2 separate regions of the Homo sapiens genome follow, and region 2 is linked to region 1. Evidence: chromatin contacts called from ENCODE Hi-C data. All regions are on one chromosome and are shown on one strand. The core of a region is the stretch at or near the end of the contact, and the rest is flanking DNA. Distances in the headings are between cores, read along the strand shown. Region 1 holds the start of ACVR2B (activin A receptor type 2B). Region 2 holds the start of SLC25A38 (solute carrier family 25 member 38).

What was found. A loop is a pair of places that touch in the nucleus more often than their neighbours do. Pooled maps may share reads with other maps.
Region 2: a pooled map shows a loop between it and region 1 (6-fold over the local background). The contact joins the promoter of SLC25A38 here to the promoter of ACVR2B in region 1. A Hi-C loop is called at or near these places in 1 of 168 maps with a recorded cell type or tissue (ovary) and 7 of 50 pooled maps.

The regions. Positions count from the first base shown.
Region 1 is chr3:38,450,636-38,455,619 of GRCh38, forward strand. ACVR2B (activin A receptor type 2B) reads left to right here and starts at 3,255. Exons shown (of 11, transcript NM_001106.4): 1 at 3,255-3,739. The coding sequence starts at 3,688. ACVR2B-AS1 (ACVR2B antisense RNA 1) reads right to left here and starts at 4,185. Exons shown (of 2, transcript NR_028389.1): 1 at 3,868-4,185; 2 at 392-2,590. It also overlaps a transcript of XYLB not described here. RefSeq lists enhancers at 2,837-3,336, 3,941-4,524, 4,525-4,984 and silencers at 3,055-3,104, 3,115-3,234, 3,655-3,934, 4,745-4,924.
Region 2 is chr3:39,381,148-39,385,988 of GRCh38, forward strand. SLC25A38 (solute carrier family 25 member 38) reads left to right here and starts at 2,223. Exons shown (of 7, transcript NM_017875.4): 1 at 2,223-2,646. The coding sequence starts at 2,578. It overlaps LOC105377644 (a long non-coding RNA gene), which reads right to left and starts at 3,178. Exons shown (of 3, transcript XR_007096252.1): 1 at 3,094-3,178; 2 at 1,806-1,897. It overlaps LOC105377037 (a long non-coding RNA gene), which reads left to right. Exons shown (of 3, transcript XR_001740661.3): 3 at 1-5. RefSeq lists enhancers at 2,532-2,711, 2,732-2,831, 2,842-2,891, 3,362-3,431 and a silencer at 3,122-3,271.

The sequences.
Region 1 (4,984 bases), core at 2,005-4,504:
AAAAGAACAGAAAACCCAAATAGAACTCGTTTTTCAAATATCCATTATCACCTTTCTCAACCAGCCTAGTATTTGCTTGATGAGCTCATGATCAAAATGATGGCAGGGAATCACTTTGGTTACTATATGGAAGATTTATTTAAGGCAAGAATGAATTCAGAGGACCAGTTAAGCTCCCTTCTGGTTCACTGCTATTGCAACAGTCCAGATATAAGACAATGTTGCAGTAGTGTACATGGAAAAAAGTAGTCGGATGGTGGATACACTTTTGAGGCTATTTTGCTGATGGACTGTATATGGGAGGAATCAAGTATTGTTACCGAAACACCAGGGGTTTGGTCTAGGTCCTGCTGCTCGGTGCACAGAAAGCCAATCACTGAGATGACAAGTATTGCCAAGGAAGAAGGCTTTAATCAGGTGCTGCAGCCAAGGAGATGGGAGTGCAGTCTCAAATCCATCTCCTTGACTGACCAAAACCAAGGGTTTATATAGCAGGAAAGAAATGTAACAATATGTAAGAAAACAGGAACATGGGAGGGGCAAGGAAGCAATCATGGTGACTGAGGGGCCCAGCATCTAGTGCAGTGATCTGGTTTCAGTTCTTTTGATACTTTTTATGGCTTCAGTTCTTTGATACTTTTTGTGAGAGGCCTGAAGGTCCTTTCCTGAGGAAGGAACTCGGATAAAACAAGTAAGTTTCCAGCTTTAACTGCAAAAGGGTCAACTTCTATAATCCCAGCACTTTGGGAGGCTGAGGCAGGCAGGTCACCTGAAGTTGGGAGTTCAAGACCAGCCTGGCCAACATGATGAAACCCTGTATCTACTAAAAATACAAAACTTAGCTGGGCATGGTGGCGTGCCTGTAATTCCAGCTACTTGGGAGGCTGCGGCAGGAGAATCACTTGAACTCAGGAGGTGGAGGTCGCAGTGAGCCGAGATCGTGCCACTGCACTCCAGTGAGGGCAATAAGAGCCAAACTCTGTCTCAAAAACAAAAACAAAAACAAAAACAAAAACAACTGTCTATGGGACTCTTTGGCTGGTTTCAGTAGGACTCATAAGGTTCTGATTTGAGCAATGGTGTAGTTGCTTATGCCATTGATTCAGACAGGGAAAACTGGGGAGGAGATTTACGGGGAAAATGAGGACTTCTGCTTTGGCTAGGTCAAATTTGAGATGCCTGATAGGCTACCAACTGCAGTTGTCAAGTAAGCAGTTGGATATAAATTTGGGGTTCCCAGACAGGTCAGAGTGGAAGACACAGATATTTGGGCAGCTTGGACCACTCTGAGTCCTTATTATGATACCTGACCTGGTATGGAGTAGAAGAGAGGAACCAGCCAATCTAATTTTTGGCACATGGATAAAAGTCGATACCTTTCAGTCCATATTGGAATGGAGATAACGATTTATACTCCCTAGAAAAGACACTTAAACTGGATATGGAATTACTTCCGTTATCACAGTCTATCACTGTGGCCTCCTGTGTTATTACCAGATACCTTATACACAGCTAGGGTGTCCCATACAACACTGCTTCTTGCTTGGCACACAGTCGCATAGTATTCAATCCTGTGTTAAATGGCTTAGATAATAAGTCACCTGTAGGGATTATAGCAAGCAGGGACCATCATTTTCACATAGAATTTCCCAGGACTGGAAGGGACTTTTAAAGACCCAGAAATCTTTCTGGGCAGTGCCTCCAAAGTGTGGCCCCTGAGGTGTTCCTGCTGCTCTGGTGACCGGGGGTAGTTGACCCTATTTCAATGTCAATCAGAACAATATACATTCCTTTATAAACTTGTTTTTTTTTTGAGAGAGAGTCTCACTCTGTCACCTAGGATGGAGTGCAGTGGTGCAATCTCAGCTCACTGCAACCTCCGCCTCCCTCCTGTGTTCAAGCGATTCTCCTGCCTCAGCCTCCTACCGAGTAGTTGGAATTACAGGTGTGTGTCACCATGCCCAGCTAATTTTTGTATTATTTAGTAGAGACAGGTTTTTGCCATGTTGGTCAGGCTGGTCTCGAACTCCTGACCTCAAGAGCCTCCTGGGCCTCTAAAAGTGCTGGAATTACAGGTTTGAGCCACCTCGCCCTGCCTATAGTGAACATTTACATAATATTTTGTTTGACTAGGTTTCTGCCATTAAGAAGATGCAAAACCCTGAGGGAGTGTACCTCTTCACTTTGCATATGGGAAAACTGAGGCTCAGAGAAGTGAAATGACTGAGACCTCCAGGTGCCACCTCCCTTTCAGCTGCTCCTGCCCTGCTCCAAGCAAGGATGTGCCAAGTCAAGAGAAGACAGAGGACAATTAATGTTATCTGAGGATCTCGGAGCCTCATCCCTGAGCTATGATGGTCTTTCCCTCCTTAGTTGGGAGCCCCATCACGTTCCTCCGAAGCTCTAGTTGTGTGATAAGGAGGGTGGAATCTGAGACAGAGAACGATGGCCCTCCAAGGAGGGAGTTCGGGGTGAGGAAAACAGCAAAACCATGTGCTAGACAAGATCTTCAACTGCAGGGCTCTGGAGGCAACTGGGAAGTTTTGAAAGTGCAGATTGAAGCTCAGGGCCGCTGTGGGTGGCGCAGGAACTGCAGAAGACAAGATAGGATTAGGGAGGGCCAGCAGGTTGCCAGAGGCCCTTTTCCACCTGCTGGGCTTAGAGGGGCGGGACTCTGCCCGCTCCCTCACTTGGTTGGGTTTAAATGACCACTCCCCGCCCTAGCTGTGCCTTTGAGTGTGTGGCAAGGGATTGCAGACGGGAGACTGCTTGTCAATTCAGGGAAGTCAGCCTCTTTCTGCCACTTAATTCGCCCATCAGTAGAGATCCGACTTTCCCACGGTTCACTGTCACCCCCATTGCACAGGTGGGGAATCCAAGGCACAGAGGCGTCTGGGCCAGAGTCCCGGGACTATCCACTCATTCCGGGGTTGTAGGGCAGCATGTGTCAGGAGCTTGGGCTCGAGCGTGCGGGGCACTAATTGCGAGTGCAGTGGCCACAGGCTCCCGGGCAAAGTGGTCAGGAGCCCATTCCCGCCACCTCCGTCCGCGCGCCCCGCCCTGTCCTCCAGCAAGTTGGTGCACGCGCGTCCTCCCACAGGGCGCGGGATGGGGGCGGGGCCTCCGTGTTGTTGTTTCTCTGGGGCCCCGCCCCTCAGGGGGGCGCGGACCACGCGGCCGGAGGGCCCGCCTCCCCTCCCCCTCCCCGCCCAGCCCGCCCGCCTCTTTGTATCCAACATCCGGGTTTCCCCGCTGGCTCGGCTCCGTGGCCGCCGCTCAGGAGCCATTTTGGACTCGGTTCAGCTCCCCTCCCCCCCACCCCTCCCCCCGTTCATGGCCCCTCCGGACTCGGCCCCTGCGCCCGGGGCCCGGGCCCAGCCCCGCCGCGCTATGCCTGAGTCGGGCGCGCCCCGGCCCGTGCCCCGCCGCCGCCCCCCGGCCCCCGCGTCGCCCCGGAGCCCGGGCCGCAGCCTGCGCCGCCCGCAGCGGCCCTGAGCCCGGCCCCGCCGACCGGCCCTTGGAGCCCGAACGCTGCTCGGGGACGAAGGCGCAGGAAGCGCGCAGGGAACGAGACCGAAGGAAGGAGCGGGAAGGAGAGCGCAGCCGCCGCCTGGCCCTGCGCGCCCCGGGAGCGCCGTGCGGCCCTGCCCGCGGGCTCCGGGTGTGCGCGGGGCGGCGCCGCGGAACATGACGGCGCCCTGGGTGGCCCTCGCCCTCCTCTGGGGATCGCTGTGCGCCGGTAAGAACTGGGCGCGGCGCGGGGACGCCGAGAGGGCGCGCGGGGCTGGCCTCTGGCGCCGCGCGGTGTTTACCAACAAAGGGCGGGCCCGGGGCCTCGTCGCCGCACCACCTGTATTCAGCCCTCACCTCCGGGGGCGTGGGCTGGGGGCGCGGTGGGCGCCCGGCTCGCCGAACTTGGGGGCACGATCTTGTCTGTGCAGTCATCTGCGGGATTCTGGTTCCTAGAGGCGCCCCTGCGATGGGGGCCGGGACGCGGAGCCTCAGGGTCGGAGTTCGGGCTACGCGGGCGCGTGGAACCCAGGGAAAGAGTGAGGAAAACCTGAGCGTGGGGAAGGCGGCCAAGAGGGGTGGGCAGATCTCATTGGGGGTGGCAGGATTGTAGGTGCAGCAGCAGCAGCAGCATGCGGGGAGGGTTGCATGTCCCTCAGAGTCACTAAGTGTAGCGAAGCGAAGGGGGCGGCTTCACGCAGCCCAAAGTCCCCTGCATCTCTTGCCACCAGTCTGCGTCGCGTTACCGGCCCGGCGGGCTGTTGGTGCTGGCTCCCACCTGCTCCCTCTTTCCCTGCCGTTGGCCCCGGGATGCGGAGTGTGGTCGCTTCGCGGGACCGCTTTGTTTGGGCACTTGGGAGGGGAGGGGGTGGGTAAGATGGAAAACCCAACAGGTCCCTCTTCCTTCGGGCCTCCAGGAGGCACGTGGCGGGGTGGGTGACCAGCGCTCAGCTCGCCCGCGGCTGCGGGCGTGTGGCTGGAGGTGTTCGGCCAGCGCATGTGTGTTTGGGGGTATGTGGGCGCGGGCGTAAACAAGCGGAGTTCCGCCTGGAAAGCTTGTTTCTCCTACGGTCCAAGCACCGATTTCCCTCTCTCAGTGGTGCCGGGGTGCGCCTAACCCCGGCGGGCGCGCCGGGACGTCCCCTGGCCAGTCCTGGGAAACGTGGGGAGCTGGGCATTGAAGCTCTGGCGAGAAGGTCGGGGCGGCTGGTACCCGGCCGCCGGGTCCTGCGCGTCTTTGTTCCCAGCCCCCATTACACATGCAGCGCGGGTCCCCCGCCGCCCTCGGTGGCAGCCGCCTGGAGTCTGGGAAACCCTCGAGGGGCGGGGCCGGGCGTGCAGGGGCGGGGCCGGAGTCCCCACGCTGCTGCGGGGGTGGGGATTTGGGATCTGCGTCCCATTCCCACCCTGGTTCTACCTTCTCCTGTGCGTCGTCGTGAGGCTTAGTTTACACCGAAAGCGAGTGAGTTCTGTA
Region 2 (4,841 bases), core at 973-3,472, 930 kb after region 1:
ATGTATCCAAACTGATACATGTGTATTTCTTCCTGGGTAGAGGGTGTCTACAATCCTTGGGATGGGAAAACATCATGTAACCTGATCATACAATCCAGAAAACATGGGCCACTTTGGATCTTTGAGGGACCAGTGTGTAATTGAGGGAAGTTAGGTCATAAGAGCCAAATCACCTTCCCTTGACTGCAGATAAATCCATTAAGGCTTGCCTTATGCTAATGACCTTGTTTTGAATTAAAGTCACAATGTTTTCTTTTTAAAAAAAAAAATTCACTCCTCCAACTTTGCCATTAAGTACTGCTCCAAACCCCCCACTCATCTGCCAATGGGTGATGCTCTTTCCCCATGATCATTATATATCTCTGCATCCCCACAAACATCCAGGGGAGGAGATGTGGGAAAAGAAGGGCCTGTGGGCTTTAGAGTTATGAGTAAGCATGGCAGGAGCAGATACAGAGGAGGGAAATCTGCCAGCTGCCACCCTTGAAAGCCAGCCCATTTCTTCTGAGCCCACAGCCAAGCAGGCATACCTGGAAGGGTGAGGGAGTGGAGGGCCGGCTTTCACTCTAGATCCCACCTGTGTTCCCACACCCAGAGTGGCCAAGAGCAGTCTCTAAAATACGCCAACCCATGATTTCTCAAAAGTAGGGATTCTTGTCTTATGGAATCAGTGCAGCGGGGGTGGGTGTCAGGGTGGAATTAGGTCTTCCTTTAAAAAGAAGTTTCAGTGCATAGTTATCAACATCACTACTGCACAAAGAAAAATAAGCCTTGCAGCTTAGAACAAAGGGTAGCAAAGTATTCAATCACCAGGCAGGTTTGTAATTTTGTTTCGTTTTGTTTTTTGAGATGGAGTCTCGCTCTGTCGCCCAGGCTGCAGTGCAGTGGCACGATCTCGGCCCACTGCAAGCTCCACTTCCTGGGTTCACGCCATTCTCCTGCTTCAGCCTCCCGAGTAGCTGGGACTACAGGCGCCTGCCACCACACCCGGCTATATTTTTAGCAGAGACGGGATTTCACCATGTTAGCCAGGATGGTCTCGATCTCCTGACCTCGTGATCGGCTCGCCTCGGCCTCCCAAAGTGCTGGGATTACAGGCGTGAGCCACCGCACCCGGCCTGTAATTTTTTTTTTTTTTTTAATGTTTATACTTTCCTTAATCCTTTCTGGGAATAACCTCCTCTGGGACCACTTTCCTTCCTGTTCTATGTACCTCAGAAGCACAGGAATGAAGCCTGAAAAAATATTATCTTGCTCCCTAAGTCACTTTCCTTTCTGATCTAGTTCTTGGGTGATGAATGAAGGTGGAAAGTAGCGAAGGTTGCTATGAAAAGCTTGGACTTTATTACCAGGGCCACTGCATTTTCAACAGGAGTGTCAGGATCCCAGCAGTAATGCTTTTCCATGGATCAGCCAGACAGGCATAAGGGGAAGTTGGGAGACCAAAAAAGCCATTGACAGATTCCAGGTGAGCAATAAACCAGAATTTTGACCAACTAGACCAGCGCTGTCCTACAGAAATGTAATGGGAGCCACATGTTAAAGTTTAAATGTTTTACTAGCCACATTTAAAAAGAAACACATGAAGTTATTATTATTTGTTTTAGAGACGGGGTCTTGCTTTGTCGTCCACGCTGGTCTCCAACTCCTTGGCTCCCTCAAGCAATCCTCCAGACTAGGCCTCACAAAGTGCTGAGATTACAGGCCTGGGCCACTGCCCCCGGCCTGAAGTTAATTTTAATATTTCACCTAACCCAATATATCCAAAATATCATTTCAACATATAAAAATTATTGAGATTTTACCTCACCAGTCTTAGACATCCAGCGTGTGGTTTATGCATACAGTACATATCAATTCCACACTAAATTTTCAGCATTTAAAGGGAAATATGGTCCTGAAAAAAAAACAACAAAACAAAAAAACGCCTGTTTAAGGAGAAAGCATTCCACACTGCTTGTTTTAATATAATTAAAATTAATGTATCAATTAATAAATCAATAGCCCACGTTGGCTAGTGGCTGCCTTACTGGGCAGACCAGGTCTGGATTGTAAATACGTTCAGACGTTCCACGCAAAAGCAAAGTTCCCTGCAGACGCTCCATTAAGTTCTGGGTGCAAGGAAGCGCGGATCCTTCAGTTCTGGGCGTTTTCACCAGGTGGCACTCAGAACACCCTCACGTGACAAGCGTCCCACCCGGAAGCGAAATCTCCCCTTCTACAGAGTTCCTCCGGCGCTTCCTCCACCCCGGGATACACAGAACCTCATCTCCTACGGTGCTGAAGCCTGCAGCAGGGCAGGATGGGCAGGAGAGCAGAGCCGCGGAGTCTGCGGCGCGGGTGAAGAGCGGCGCGTAATTCCCGCAGCAAGATTGTTCCGCGCCCGCAGCCCCTGGACTAGCAGGATCCGAACCCCGGCGGCTGCGTGCTTATAGGCGCAGACGTCAGAGAGCCCGCGGCTTAAAGCGCGTCGCCTGGCTAGCGCCACCCCCTAGCCTTCTTCAAGGCCTCCAGGGCTGGGCCCAAGCGCCCGTCGACGGCACCCTGGGCCCAGAGGACTCGCGGGCCTCATCTCCAATGATTCAGAACTCACGTCCGTCGCTGCTGCAACCCCAAGATGTCGGAGACACGGTGGAAACGCTTATGGTGAGGGCACTGCGGGGAAGGAAGGGCAGGGGTCCGAACCGCGGGCTCGGGCCGGAGAATTCGGGGCGTTGCTAAGGCTCGGCTACCCTTTTCCGCGCCCCAGGGTGCGCTCAGGATTTAGGATGCGGCGGGAGAGGAGTCTGACTAAGGGAATTGAGAAGGGGGCAGGGAGTGAGGAGAGGCCAGGAGCTGCAGGCCAGCCCTGGGGGCAGGCGCTGTAGGGCCGATGTCCCGGTAAAGGGCGGAATTGCCGGGGCCTGGACTGGACGCGTGCCGGGGAGTGTGCCCGCGCGGCCCCCACAAGGTGCGAGTAGGCTGCCAGGTGGAAGGGCACCCGGGCAGATTTGGGACGGTCACAAGGCCTGATAATAGCGCTGACGCTGAGAAGCCGTTGATGCCGCAGCGAGCTGGCCGGGTAGCGCTGTGCGCCCGCGGGCGGCGGCCTACCTGGAGGGGCCAGTCGTGGCGGCACCCTTCCAGCCTGTTGGGACGGCGCGTGGTCCCCCAGCGACGCCACGCCTCCTCCGGCGTTCGATTGGTCATCGTGCCCGGGCCGCCGGGCCGCTATTGGTGGAGGCGGAGGCGGGGCTGGCGGCGTGGTTGCCCGGTAGGTGGAGTCGGGGTGCAACCAGTCTTTAGACGCTAAAGGCCTGAGGCCACTGCAGCTGCCGCAGCTCTCCCTCTGAGGTCTTGCGCCCGAGGTAGGGGCGGCTTTTATTTTTTTTTTTAATCCTTAAAGGCGGAGACGGCGGCGGTGGCGACTTTACGTTGACGTCTTTGAAAACCTGCTTACCTTTTTCAGGGCTCTCCAGCCCTCGCCTCCAGATGTGAATTGGACTTAGGATAGTTTTTTCAGGGCAGTAGGAATTGCTTGTGGATCCAGTTTGTACTCTTATGTGCTACTTATTTCGTGTGCGTATTATTGTTTATGCCCTCTTCTTTCTCCCCTTAAAAAGAAACTACTTTTTTATTTACCTTGAATATATTTTTGAGCTTTCTTTTCTTTTTTCTTTTTTTTTTTTTTTGAGACAGAGTCTCGCCCTGTCGCCCGCGCTGGAGTGCAGTGGCGTGATCTCGGCTCAACTGCAACCTCTGACTCCCGGGTTCAAGTATTTTTCCTGTCTCAGTCTCCCACGTTGCTGGGATTACAGGCGTGCGCCACCACGCCCGGCTAGTTTTTGTATTTTTAGTAGAGAGAGGGTTTCACCATGTTGGCCAGGCTGGTCTTGAACTCCTGACCTCAAGTGATCCGTCTGCCTCGGCCTCCTAAAGTGCTAGGATTACAAGTGTGAGCCACCGCGCTTGGCCTTGAGCTACTTTTTAAAAGTTAAGTTCACTCGCAAAGGATGTGTGCCATTCACCATTGACAAAAATCTTAAGACCATTCAGTATTACCTGTTGGGATGGTTTTTGTTGTTGTTGTTGTCTTGTTTTTGCCTATTAGAAGTTGATCTATACTGCTAGTATAAATAACATCTGCTCTGTGCTAATGGACTGGGAAAAGTACAAAGCTAAAAAAGTTATTGGCTCAATAACTTGAGCCAATAACATGTCTAATCACTGTGCTGTGAAATAAAAGACGTTAAGAAGATATTTCCTGCAATCAAGGGTGGGAAGGTCAAGGACAGCAGCAAATTTGTTTTAAAACAAATTCCACACAGCACCTGTGTGAGCACTGGGGAAGCAGCGCCTAACATAACTGCCCAGAAACTAACTGCAGGTCATTCCTATAGCCTTGCTGGAGCAAGGGGCCTGGAGAGAGGTGGGGGAGATTAACCCATCCTGGGATGAGTCATGCAGGGCCCACCGAGCCCTATCATGTGGGATTGTGCTCAAAGGGAGAGCATAAGGTTTCCTGTTAGGTGGTAAGATTCATTCCGCTGTCACTGCTGAACACCTACTGTGCACCAGGCTCCGAGGTCAGTTCTTGAGATATCACCATGAACAAGACAGGCAGGAGTTGTGACTATTCTGTCTTTGACACGCAGTCATAAGGGAGATGGGGACAGGTGTTGCTGTAGAAGCCGGAAGGAGAGGCACTGAACTTGGACATGGGGGAGTTAGGGAGCAAGACCGGTGCTAGGGCATAACAACATGTCAGAGTTTTCAGAGGTGAAAGTAAGGCGGAGTCCTCCAGTATGGCTGCAGAGTGTGTTAGTGGGAGGGTGAGAACATAGGCCAAAACGGTTAGCAGG